Regions from separate parts of the Homo sapiens genome. Here all the other regions are linked to region 3. Evidence: chromatin contacts called from ENCODE Hi-C or POLR2A ChIA-PET data. All regions are on one chromosome and are shown on one strand. The core of a region is the stretch at or near the end of the contact, and the rest is flanking DNA. Distances in the headings are between cores, read along the strand shown. Region 1 overlaps DOP1B (DOP1 leucine zipper like protein B). Region 2 holds the start of SETD4 (SET domain containing 4). Region 3 overlaps DOP1B (DOP1 leucine zipper like protein B).

Region 1 (4,062 bases), core at 1,303-3,802, 81 kb before region 3:
ACATCTATCTATTTACCTAACTACTTCTATCTATCTATCTATCTATCTATCTATCTATCTATCTATCTATCATCTATCTACGTATCAACCTATGTTTTTACGTGTTTGTCTGCAGTTCTTGGTTCATAACTCCTGCCCTCCTTTGACCTGCCCCAAGGCAGGACTCTAATCTGACTACGGTTCATAAGACCCTCATTCTGGAGAGGGTCCTGTCCCACACCCTGGAGGAAGCAGTGCTGTGCAGACAGGCCAAGAAGAATCTGAACAGGCAGGCCCTGCTAGGTTTCCCCAGTCACTGTATTAAGTATTAGATCACACTCTTTTTGTCCAATCACACTTCGACACGGTTGTCCATGCTTTAGTCATACCCATCCAATGAAGTTTCCATAAAAGGCCCAAGAGGACTGGGTTTGGTGAGCTTCCAGAGAGCAGAGCACATGAAGGTTCTGTGCCCACGGAGGGCACAGGAGCTCTGCACCTCTTCCCCCATACCTTGCCCTACGCATCCCTTCATTTGTATCCTCAGTAGTAGCCTTTATAATAAACCAGTAAACGTGTTTCTGGAGTTCTGGGAGCTGCTCTGACAAATTAACTGAACCCAAAGAGGGGGTTCGTGGGAATCCCAACTTGAAGCTAGTCAGTCAGAAGTTCCAGAGGCCCAGACTTGTGACTGGTGTCTGAAGTGAAGGGTGCTCTTGGGGACTGAGCCCTCACCCTGTGGGATCTGACACTATCTCCAAGCAGATAGAGTAGGAATTGAATTGGAGGACACCCAACTGGTGTCCACTGCGGAATCAATTGCTTGCTTGCTGGTGGGGAGAACTCCCCGCATATTTGGGGTAAGAGAAGTCTTCTGTGTTGATTGTTATGTTGTTGAGTGAGGACACAGTTGTTTTTTTTTTTCCAGATATAGAACTGTGTTAGTCCTCTTGTGACTGGCTTATTTCATTCAACTTAATGTCTTCAAGGTTCATCCATGTTGAGGATCTGACATCCATGTTGTGTAGCACGTGTCAGAATTTCATTCCTCTCGAGGCTGAGTACTAACGCGCTGCACGCACAGATCTCACTTTGTTATCCGCACACCCACTGAGACACACAGGGATTGCGTCCACCTTTTGGCTGCTGTGAATAATGCTGCTATGAACATCGGTACACAAACACCTGTTCAAGTATAGCTATATTTTTTAATAATCACTTTTTCCATTGCACGAATTTTCTTTTTTTTGGACAGGGTCTCACTCTGTCACCCAGGCTGGAGTGCAGTGGCTCAATCATAGCTCACTGCAACCTCGAACTCCTGTGCTCAACTGATCCTCCTGTCTCAGCCTCCCAAGTGGCTGGGACTACAGGTGTGCACTACCACACCCAGCTAATTTTTAAATTTACTGTAGAGATGATGTCTCCCTACATTGCCCAGGCTGGTCTCGAACTCCTGGACTAAAGTGCTAGGACTACAGGCATGAGCCACCATGCCCGGCCCCCCTAATTTTCATTTAGATTATTCTTAAATTTTTGCTAACTGTATGATTTTAAACTGTTCGACAGAAGGCAATTATTTCAAGATTGAAATAAATCCCTGGTTTTTATTAAATTAGTTAATTAAGAGCAAAACAGCTCTGCTGCTTTCAATGATGAAGACTGCTTTGGTAAAAACAGAAATAGAAGACTCTAAGGGAATGCAAATATTAAACCACACAGCTTGCCCTGTTTTAAATCCACCGTGTATAATTGAAGAAGCTCTCTAGACAACATGGGCCCTCCAGGCTGCTGTAATGAAATTGAGCAGAAAAATTACAAGGAACTTCTCGGTTCAATGACATCACCCTGAAGGTTTCTGTTTCACAGCAGCCAGATGAAATCTCCTCTTTCTCAGAGTGTCTATCATTAGTTATGTTCTCTGACATTTATTTTCTACCTTTATAAAAAATTATGCAGCCAGGCATGGTGGCTCTCGCCCGTAATCCCAGCACTTTGGGAGGCCGAGGCAGGAGGATTGCTTGAGCCTAGGAGTTCCAGACCAGCCTGGGCAATGTGGCAAACCCCGTCACTACAAAAAATATAAAAATTAGCCAGGTGTGGTGGTGTGCATGTGTGGTCTCAGCTATTTGGGAAGATCATTTGAGCCTGGGGAGGTCGAGGCTATGGTGAGCTGTGATTGTGCCACTGCACTGCAGCCTGGGTGACAGTGAGATCCTGTCTTAAAAAAAAAAAAGTTTTAAAAAAAATTATGCAAATTTTGGCCGGGCACGGTGGCTCACGCCTGTAATCCCAGGACTTCGGGAGGCCAAGGCAAGTGGAGTTCAAGACCAGTCTGGCCAACATAGCAAAATCCCGTCTCTACTAAAAGAAAAAAAAAAATACAAAAATTAGCCGGGCTTGGTGGTGCGCACCTGTAATCCCAGCTACTCAGGAAGCTGAGACACAAGAATCACTTGAACCCCAGGGGCGGGGTTGCAGTGGGCTGAGATTGCACCACTGTACTCCAGCCTGGGCGACAAAGTGAGACTTCATCTCGAAAAAACTAAACAAAACAAAACAAAACCAAAAGTTAGCCAGGAGTGATAGCATGCACCTGTACTCCCAGCTACCCAGGAGGCTGAGGCACAAGAATCACTTGAGCCCAGGAGGTGGAGGTTGCAATGAGCTGAGATCGCACCACTGCACTCCAGCCTGGGTGACAGAGTGAAACTGTGTCTCAAAAAAAAAAAAAAAAAAAAGTTACACAAATTTTAATTTGCCCTTGACAAAGACTCTCTCCTTGAGCTGATTCTAGCTAGGCTCCTCTGAGCCCTCTGCTTGACAAATGATTCTGTCCACCCCCACAGCCCCAAACAACACTAGCATGGATCCCTAGGATGGGGACACCAGTCCTCTTCAAACACTTGTCCGAGAAAGCTCAAGGTTGCCAAATAATTTACTGTTTGTTCCTGCGAGACCCCTGACCTCCCTTTCTTAGAGCATTTTCTTTTAAGTTTACAATGATAAATACTTTCTCTGTCCCTTTGAGATGTGTATGTGTCTCCCACAACCTAGGAATGTGTTTCTCAAGGACCTGGGAGCCATCCCTTTGAAACAGAATCATCAAGAAAGACAGAGTCTCGATCTCCCAGCCTCTGTGGGAGGGTAGGAGCCTCATTTGGATAAGCCCCAGTTAGCAAACCCAGATGGCCTAATCACATCTATGGACTGAGCAGCCTCCCCACCTGCTCTTTTGTAATTTTCTACTTCTCCAACTCTCCTTAAACTTCCTGCTCCTTCCCCCTCCCTCCTCCCTCATCCTTTCCCAGTCATCTCCACACAAATCTAAACTGAACCCAACACTTTCCCTTACCGCAGTGGTTATTGAATCACATCTGTCTTTACCATCTTTCACTAGAGTCTGGTTTTGTTTATCTTTGGCATCTTTATGGCTGCGAGCTCCTTGAGGCAGGTGCCATTTCCTCTTTCTAAAGATTTTATTCCACTTGGTGCCCAGAAGGCGCTAACCCATGTACCAGGCAGTGTCCTCAGCAGCAGGGTACAAGGAATGAGAGCCCCTGACCTCAGGCAGTTCCCAACTTAAAAAAGAAGCACCAGATCTTCATAGGTCTCCCCCAAAGCACAGCAAACAGCACCTCCACTTCACTACCCCAAGCATTCCCACTAGCTCTTGTTACCTATCCTTCCCTCCCAAACACGATTTATAAGGAAGTAGAGTTATGACAAATGCCACCCACTAATCTGCAGAAGCCCAGAGGCTTCCCCAGGCTCCTCACCTCATCACCCCCTTTGACTTGGGGTGGCCTCTTCACCACCTCCTTCACCAGGTGCAGCAGCGTGTCAGTCTGCAGGGTGCTGAGTGCACACACCAAGTCGACAAGGGTTAGCTGGGATGCACTTGCCGTTGGGATAATCTGCCAAGAAAAAAAAAAGTTCCTTGAAAGCTTATAGAGAGAAAGTAAAAATAAGGATGACACATCCTTATTGTATTCTACAGTAGTCGTCCCTGGAGAAATCAATCTGTTTTCATCTCTTTTTTTTTTTTTTTGAAACACGGTCTCACTCTGTCACCCAGGCTGG
Region 2 (3,781 bases), core at 1,202-3,701, 110 kb after region 3:
CAGATGGAACGGGGTTTATCTTGGGGCTACCATGTCTCTGGTCAGGGGGGAATTTAGAATGTTTCTGGTTGAAGATATTATTTGTGATTTATGGTCATGGTGACCTTAGCCATTAGGCTGATGCCCTTTGGATTTAGGCGGTTTTTGTTTTGTTTTGTTTTGTTTTAGCCAGAGTCTTGCTCTGTCGCCCAGGATGGAGTGCAGTAGCGCTACCTCAGCTCACTGCAAGCTCCTCCTCCTGGGTTCATGCCATTCTCCTGCCTCAGCCTCTCAAGTAGCTGGGACTACAGGCGCTTACCACCATGCCCGGGTAATTTTTTGTATTTTTAGTAGAGATGGGGTTTCACCGAATTAGCCAGGATGGTCTCGATCTCCTGACCTCGTGATCTGCCCACCTCGGCCTCCCAAAGTGCTGGGATTACAGGCGTGAGCCACCGCACCTGGCCTAGGCGGTTTTTTATTAAGGTGCACTTTAGAATGAGGGGGTTGTCCAAGATGGTGATGCTCTGTCATTGTGGAACAGGGGGTTAGTTAACATCTGGTGGTGCACAAGCGGTAATTGTTTTAATATTGCTTAGGTGGAGGTGAGTGCTTGTTTAGCTGCTAGAGAAAAAGAAAAAACTTGTAACCATTAGAACAGAATTTATTCTTGAAGTGACTTAACTCTTTCCTGGAATGGCCTTAGGTCTTGTTTATAATTTTTGTATCTTATTGCCACAAAAAGTCTGTTCCATCAGTCTCATGGTCTCTATTTTAACATCAATGCTGGCCAGTTGTATCTAAACTGTAAAAGAGAGAGGGTATAATGAGGCATGTCTGACCTCACATTCCATCAGGGCTGGGAACTAAGTTTCTAAGTTTTTTTCTGGGGCCATCTTGGCCAAAAGGGGTTCCATTCAGTCAGTAGGGGCTTAGGATTTGTTTAGTTTACAGCTGTTAGAAACTATGTTAGTGTTTAAATCTTTTAGTGTTGGGGGGCAGGGGTGAATAAAATCATTTGTGTTTAGAATCTGTAGTTTAAATAGGATTTGTGCTCCGTATGCTGAGCGCCGGTCCACTGGGCCCACTTTTCTTTCTCTATACTTTGCCTCTGTGTCTCTTTTTTTTCTCAGTCTCTCATCCCACCCGATGAGAAACACCCACAGGTGTGGAGCGGCAGGCCACCCCTTCACTATTTACATAGTATTTACATTGTATTAGATGTTATAAGTAATCTAGAGATGATTTAAAGTATATGGGAGGATGTGCATAGGTTATATGCAAATATTACACCATTGTGAAAGTTGCAGAATCAAAATGGAGTCACTTGTGTCAAAACCCTGATAAATGCAGCTGGGGAAGGCCTTGAAGGAAGGGTTCTCATGCACTACGCCTCATAACAAGAATTGTCACAAAAGACCCTAACCTTGCAGAAAGGCCCAATCTTAAACACAGAAAATCCTTCTGCAAGGACATCTGTCCAGCAACTTTGGACTGATGCTACCTTTGTTATTCATTCTTTTAGCCAAAGATAATTGATTTAAAGCAATTCATATAATCTTCATTTTCCTTTTAAAAACATCTCCTTGCCTCAACCTCCCCCAAAACGCACACAGTTTACTATGGCATGCATATTCCCATTGCAATGCTACTCCCAGATAAATCTCATTTTCTTTTAGGGAGCCTCTTTTGTTACTTAGGTTTACACCATTGTATACAAGGGACTTGAGCATTCTAATTCTGGTATCCGCAGGGTCCTGGAACCATTCCCCCACGGACACTAAGGGACAACTGTACTTGTTTTTCATGACAGAAAACATGTTTAGGAGTACTAATTTTTTTTCCCCCATAGAAGATTTCCATAGAAGGGTTTTGGAGAGAGACACCACAGGAACATGCTATCAGCATGATTTCTTCCTGATGTTATCCTTGACCACCCGGTAAGGTACTGTTTGCCAGGTTTCTCCACTGTAGTCCCCAACACCATTCCAGGCTGTACTCTTTGGAATCAAGTTACTAGGCATAGCCCATAATCAAAGTGGGGGTGGGTGGGGCAGAAATCGAGCTCCCGCTATTGGAAGAAGGGGTATTTAGATATATTATTTAGAATTTTCCTGTGAGGCGGGTCCTGGGGCCAGAATGAAACGGTGGAATGGGGGCGGGGATTGGCGAGCAAAGTGACTCGACCCGGCAAACCCAGCCTGGCAGGAAAGCCCGAGGTCTGGGCGAACAGGGCCGCGCGCCCTAGGTGGTTTAACTTCGTAAGGAAAGACTCCGCAGGCCGGCTTTTCAGTGCGCAGCTTGCTCGCCTGCGGGTTACTGGGTTTTCTGACCCCTGACTCGACGTAGGGGTTATGGGGCTGTGGGTGTGCCGACCTCGTCCCCGACTGTACTGGGCGTTGGCGGCGAGTCCGCGAACACTGCGCATGCGCGAGCCGGAAGCTGCCGCCCGCGGCGGAAGGGGCGGACCCGGGAGACTGAGGACTTGGATTGCTTAAGGACACCAGGCAGGCGCGACAGCCTTCAGCCTCTCCCTCTGCAGTTTTGGCCGGTTCCTTTAACTTGCCTTCATCTGGGGCTGTTTGGTATTTCCACGTGCCTTGGGCCCGCCCACTGCAGCCTCCATCTTGGAAGCGGCCGCCGGCGCCTAGGTGAGCTAGTAGGACTTCCGGGTCGGGCCTCCAGTTGCCCGGGTAACGGGAGCAGAGTCGGCGGGGTGCGTTCCTTAGTCTTTCATTCATCAGCGTAAAAAGAACTGAGTTTAGGTCGCAGGTCCCCTCCAGGGCAGGCATTATCGTGTGCGCTGCAGTAACCTCTCATCTTGTGGAGTCCTACACTTAGCGCATGTTGCTCCGGCGCGCTGCGTAAAGCTGAGGAGCCTGAGGCCCGAGGTCCGATGCTCGCCTGGCTGGCCTATGGCTGCGGGAGCGGTGTGTGTCGGACCGTAGGACGGCCTCACGGCTAGAGTTTGAGGACTATGGGGGCGGGGACGGTGCCTGTGTCTGTGGCGGTCACCGGGCTTCACGTGGTCCTCAGCAGGGTGATGGTGGACAGCTCGCGCGAGGGCCCGGGAGTCTTGGGGACACTTCCCGGCGCGGTCTGTGGACTGAGCGCTGGGACCCGCACCGAACCAGCCGCCGTTCGCCTCTGGAGCTGGACATGCCGACTTTCGTTAGGTCAAATAATGAACCTTATACTGCGGAAGTGCGGTATTAATATTGCCTGGAGTTCTTGTCTCTTGCTCATTTCTGCCCTCGTATGTTTTAGAAGTAGATTTATTTTTTATTTTTATTTTTTTAATTTATTTTTTGTGACAGAGTCTCGCTCTGTCGCCCAGGTTGGAGTGCAGTGGCGTGATCTCGTCTAGCTGCAGCTTCCGCCTCCTGAGATCAAGCGATTCTCCTGCCTCAGCCTCCCCAGTAGCTGGTATTACAGGTGCCTGCCACCACGCCCGGCTGATTTTTGTATTTTTAGTAGAGACGGGGTTTCACCATGTTGGCCAGGCTGGTCTTGAACTCCTGACCTCAGCCCGCCTCGGGCTCCCAAAGTGCTGGTTTTACAGGCGTGAGCCACTGTACCCAGCCATTATTTTATTTTTATTTATGTATTTATTTTTTTATTTTTTTGAGACGGAGCCTCGCTCTGTCGCCCAGGCTGGAGTGCAGTAGCGCGATCTCGGCTCACTGCAACCTCCGCCTCCCAGGTTCAAGCGATTCTCCTGCCTCAGCCTCCCAAGTAGCTGGGATTACAGGCGTGTGCCACCACGCCTAGCTATTTTTTGTATTTTTAGTAGATTAAGCTG
Region 3 (4,141 bases), core at 302-2,801:
CCCATCTTGGCCTCCCATAGGCCAAGGGATTACAAGCATGAGCCACCATACCCGGCCGGAGACAGGATTTTTAAATAGGTAATCAAAGTAGAATGAAGCAGTTAGGGTGAGCCCTAATGCAGTCTGACTGGTGTCCTTGTAAGAAGAGGAAATCTGGGCCAGGCGTGGTGGCTCACGCCTGTAATCCCAGCACTTTGGGAGGCCGAGGCGGGCGGATCACTTAAGGTCAGGAGTTCGAGACCAGCCTGGCCAACATGGTGAAACCACATCTCTACTAAAAATACAAAAATTAGCTGGCTGTGGTGGCAGGCACCTGTAATCCCAGCTACTTTGGAGGCTGAGGCAGAAGAATCGCTTGAATCTGGGAGGTGAAGGTTGCAGTGAGCCAAGATCGTGCTACTGCACTCCAGCCTGGGCAACAAAGTGAGACTCCATCTCAAAAAAAAAAAAGAAGAAGAAGAAGAAATCTGGATACAGATACACCCAGAGGGATGATCCTGTGAGGACCCAGGGAGAAGACACCATCTCCAAGCCAGGCAGCGAGGCCTCAGAAGAACCAACCCTGCCGACACGTTGATATTGGACTTCTGGCTTCCAGAACTGTGAAACAAAACAATCTGTTGTTTAATCCACTCTGCCAGTGGTATTTTGTTATGGCAGCCCTAGCAGACTAACACAGACTCCAGGCTGAAGAGGATTTATGTGAACTAATACTAGTCAACAGGGAAGAGGAGTTGATTCAGGCAGGGGTAAAAAATCAGGATCCCGGCCAGGCACGGTGGCTCACGCCTATAATTCCAGCACTTTGTGAGGATCACTCGAGCTCAGGAATTTGAGACCTGCCTGGGCAACATAGTGAAACCCTGTCTCTATGAAAAGAAAATACAAAAATTAGCCAGGCATGGTAGCGCACACATGCCTGTAGTCTCAGCTACTTGGGAGGCTGAGGCAGGAGGATGGCCTGAGCCCAGGAGGCAGAGGTTGCAGTAAACTGAGATCATGCCATTGCACTCCAGCCTCAAAAAAAGAAGAAGGATTCTGTTGGACTCACCCAAGTTTTTATTAATTTATTTATTATTTTGGTTTTTGGTTACCCAGGCTGGAGTGCTGGAGTGCAGTGGTGCAATCTCGGCTCACTGCAACCTCCGCCACCCAGGTTCCAGAAATTCTCTTGCCTCAGTCTCCCAAGTAGCTGGGATTACAGGTGCCTGCCATCACGCCCGGCTAATTTTTGCATTTTTAGTAGAGACGGGGTTTCGCCATGTCAGCAAGGCTGGTCTCAAACTCCTGACCTCAAGTAATCCACCCACCTTGGCCTCCCAAAGTGCTGGGACTACACACGTGAGCCACCACGCCTGGCCTCTCACCAAGTTTTTAGGTAAAGAGTTCTTGCAGCCGATCTGTAAAGGGCTGGAGTAGTTCACTAGGTCTCCAAGCTCCAACCCGTGTTCTTCCCACCACACTGCAGCACTAATTCTGAAACACACCATCAGGAGGCTCTGCTTTAAACAGGAGGTGCTTGTAGCTAACTGATGAAGACTCCGGAAGCTGAACTGTGTGACACCACAGACCTCATGCTGCCCTTCCTGTTCATGGCTGCTCTGTGAAACCGTAGTGTGTCATCAGATAAAAGCAGCGAAAAAACAAAAAACAAAAAAAACTGGTTCATTTAGGACCATTATAACTTTTTTTTTTTTTTAAAGAGCTTTAATGATAAGATTTTTAAATCCAGAGTTAATTTATTTCTATTAGCCTTCACTTCCAAAATCAAAGCTGTAAATCAGGCTTGGTAGAGCACCTGGGTTCAGGGCTCAAAAGGGCACTTGATGAAAATGTTTTTCTTGGGCCGGGCGCGGCGGCTCACGCCTGTAATCCCAGCACTTTGGGAGGCCGAGGCGGATGAATCATGAGGTCAGGAGATCGAGACTATCCTGGCTAACACGGTGAAACCCCGTCTCTACTAAAAATACAAAAAAAATTAGCCGGGTGTGGTGGTGGGCGCCTGTAGTCCCAGCTACTCGGGAGGCTGAGGCAGGAGGATTGCTTGAACCCAGGAGGCGAAGCTTGCAGTGAGCCAAGACGGGGCCGCTGCACTCCAGCCTGGGCGACAGAGCAAGACTCCATCTCAAAAAAAAAAAAAAAGATAAACTATTCTCTAACACAGAAAAATTCTAAAAATGATGCTGAAACATTGAGCAAGTTTGAAAATGATACCATTAGAATCTGTCTACAGCTGGACATACCAAGACCTTCTGGGAACCAGTTTTCTTAGTTGAAAAAAGGGTTGACTGGATGAGTCTTCTCCTCCAAATCTAAGTTTTATGCATTATAACATTTAGTTACCTACCTTAAAAAAAAGAATGTTGACCCTAAGCTTTTGTGTCCTATATCATTGTTTAAATCTGTATTATAAAGAATTTTGCTAATTCAACTCTCAACTCTTTTTTGAGACAGAGTCTTCCTCTGTCCCCAAGGCTGGAGTGCAGTGGTGCAATCTTGGCTCACTGCAACCTCTGCCTCCCAGGTTCAAGCGATTCTCCTGCCTCAGCCTCCCAAGTAGCTGGGACTACAGGCATTCGCCACGATGCCTGGCTAATTTTTTTTATTTTTAATAGAGACAGGGTTTCACCATGTTGGCCAGGCTGGACTCAAACTCCTGACCTCAGGTTATCCACCTGCCTCAGCCTCCCAAAGTGCTGGGATTACAGGGGTGAGCTACTGCGCCCCGCCCAACTCTCAACTCTTACTCACTGAATTTCTGTGCATAAGTCCAAGAAATGTGACGATCACCAAAGCCTTAAAAAAATTCCTTTTTTTTTTTGAGCCAGGGTCTCACTCTGTCACCCAGGATGGAGTGCAGTGGTGCAAGAGCTCCAGGCTGAGGCTCCAGGGATCCTCCCACCTCAGGCTTCTGAGTAGCTGGACTACAGGTGTGCACCACCATGGCCAGATAATTTTTGTAGTTTTGGAGAGACAAGGTTTTGCCATGTTGCCCAAGCTGGTCTGAAACTCCTGGGCTCAAGTGATCCTTCTGCCTTCAGCCTCCCAAAGTGCTAGGATTACAGGCATGCATCACTGCACCCAGTGAAGAAAATTCTTTATTCATACCAACTCCTATCAGGGACCCTTGAATGCAGAAGTTGCAAGTTTCACAGAACCAAGTATTCCTGATGCTGATCAAGATGTGCTCCCTCCAGCACCATCCAAACCCTCCACATCCAGTAACGGCAGGAACTGATCTCAGGCCTAATGGTGCGGGCATCCACACTGGCTCTTGTGCTTGCTGACGGCCCGGGGAATTCTTGGAATGGGTGAGGCAGAGGTTCCCTTGCTCACAGCCTCCCTGGGAGGAAGCTCAGTGGCTTCCCCTCCCCGCCAGAGCAAAATCCTATCAGTGGCCTGACCCTGCTGTATCTCTGGTCACTCTGTCCTCTGGCTACTCCTGTCCCCTTCCCATGCCTTGGACACAGGCCCATGCCCCAGATTGCCCTTCCCACCAGCTTGCTCACTTCACCCCAACCTCTGCTTTAAGGTCACGCTGTCAGTGTCCTCTCTGTCTAAAATAGCACTCCCTCCTCCTTCCTCCATACCCCACTTCCCCAGTTTATTTTTCTTCTTAGCATTCAGCATCTGACATCACACAGTCATCTGTCGTCTGTCTCTCGCCAAGAAAGCGTCATTTCTTTCCATGAGAGCAGGGGCTTAGTGTTCAATGCCTTATCCCCAGCACTGAGGTGTTAACAGATCTTGTCCTACCACTGTCATAGCATTCTAGGGCTGCTATAACGAAGTGCCACACACCAGGTGGCTTCAACAACAGAAATGTATTCTCTCATGTTAAGTCTGAAATCAAGGTGTCAAGAGAGCGGCTTTCTTCTGAAGGCTGCATAGACAATCTGTCCCGTGCCTCTCCCCCCGCTGCTAGGAGTTTGCTGTCATTCTTTGGCACTTCTTGGCTTGTAGATGCATCTTTCTGGTCTCTGCCTTCATCCTCACATGGTGCCTTCCCTCATGCATGTCTGTGTCTACATTTCCCCTTTTTCATCAGGACACCAGTCACACTGGATTAGGGCCACCCCCTAATGACCTCCTCTAGCTCGATTAGCTCTGTAAAGATGCTGTTTCCAAATCAAGTTACATA

What was found. Hi-C counts contacts between places; a loop is a spot of excess contacts on that map. ChIA-PET counts read pairs that join two places held with the same protein, here RNA polymerase II (POLR2A). Pooled maps may share reads with other maps.
Region 1: a loop to region 3 is called in a pooled map, with 2.0 times the contacts of the local background. The contact joins two enhancer-like sites. A Hi-C loop is called at or near these places in 1 of 168 maps with a recorded cell type or tissue (astrocyte of the cerebellum) and 5 of 50 pooled maps. POLR2A ChIA-PET finds 5 or more read pairs at or near these places in 7 of 52 experiments (B cell, BJ, GM12878 and 4 more).
Region 2: a loop to region 3 is called in a pooled map, with 4 times the contacts of the local background. The contact joins the promoter of SETD4 here to the enhancer-like site in region 3. A Hi-C loop is called at or near these places in 4 of 50 pooled maps. POLR2A ChIA-PET finds 5 or more read pairs at or near these places in 6 of 52 experiments (CD4-positive, alpha-beta T cell, CD4-positive, alpha-beta memory T cell, GM12878 and 3 more).

What each region holds. Positions count from the first base shown.
Region 1 is chr21:36,253,606-36,257,667 of GRCh38, reverse strand. DOP1B (DOP1 leucine zipper like protein B) reads right to left here. Exons shown (of 37, transcript NM_001320714.2): 23 at 3,759-3,896. Among named protein-coding and RNA genes, the nearest start is that of MORC3, 65 kb to the left of the region's middle. RefSeq lists enhancers at 1,698-1,747, 3,518-3,617. Within about 2 kb of position 2,552, at least 3 of the 41 ENCODE cell types and tissues checked have a DNase peak (open chromatin) inside an H3K27ac peak, as active enhancers do; they include B cell, where a contact is called at or near this core.
Region 2 is chr21:36,059,196-36,062,976 of GRCh38, reverse strand. It overlaps SETD4 (SET domain containing 4), which reads left to right and starts at 2,451. Exons shown (of 12, transcript NM_017438.5): 1 at 2,451-2,630. It overlaps SETD4-AS1 (SETD4 antisense RNA 1), which reads right to left and starts at 2,373. Exons shown (of 3, transcript NR_186380.1): 1 at 2,356-2,373. RefSeq lists enhancers at 2,449-2,498, 2,529-2,678.
Region 3 is chr21:36,171,426-36,175,566 of GRCh38, reverse strand. The region is part of intron 2 of DOP1B (DOP1 leucine zipper like protein B); the gene reads right to left. Among named protein-coding and RNA genes, the nearest start is that of DOP1B, 17 kb to the right of the region's middle. Within about 2 kb of position 1,551, at least 7 of the 41 ENCODE cell types and tissues checked have a DNase peak (open chromatin) inside an H3K27ac peak, as active enhancers do; they include B cell and CD4-positive, alpha-beta T cell, where a contact is called at or near this core.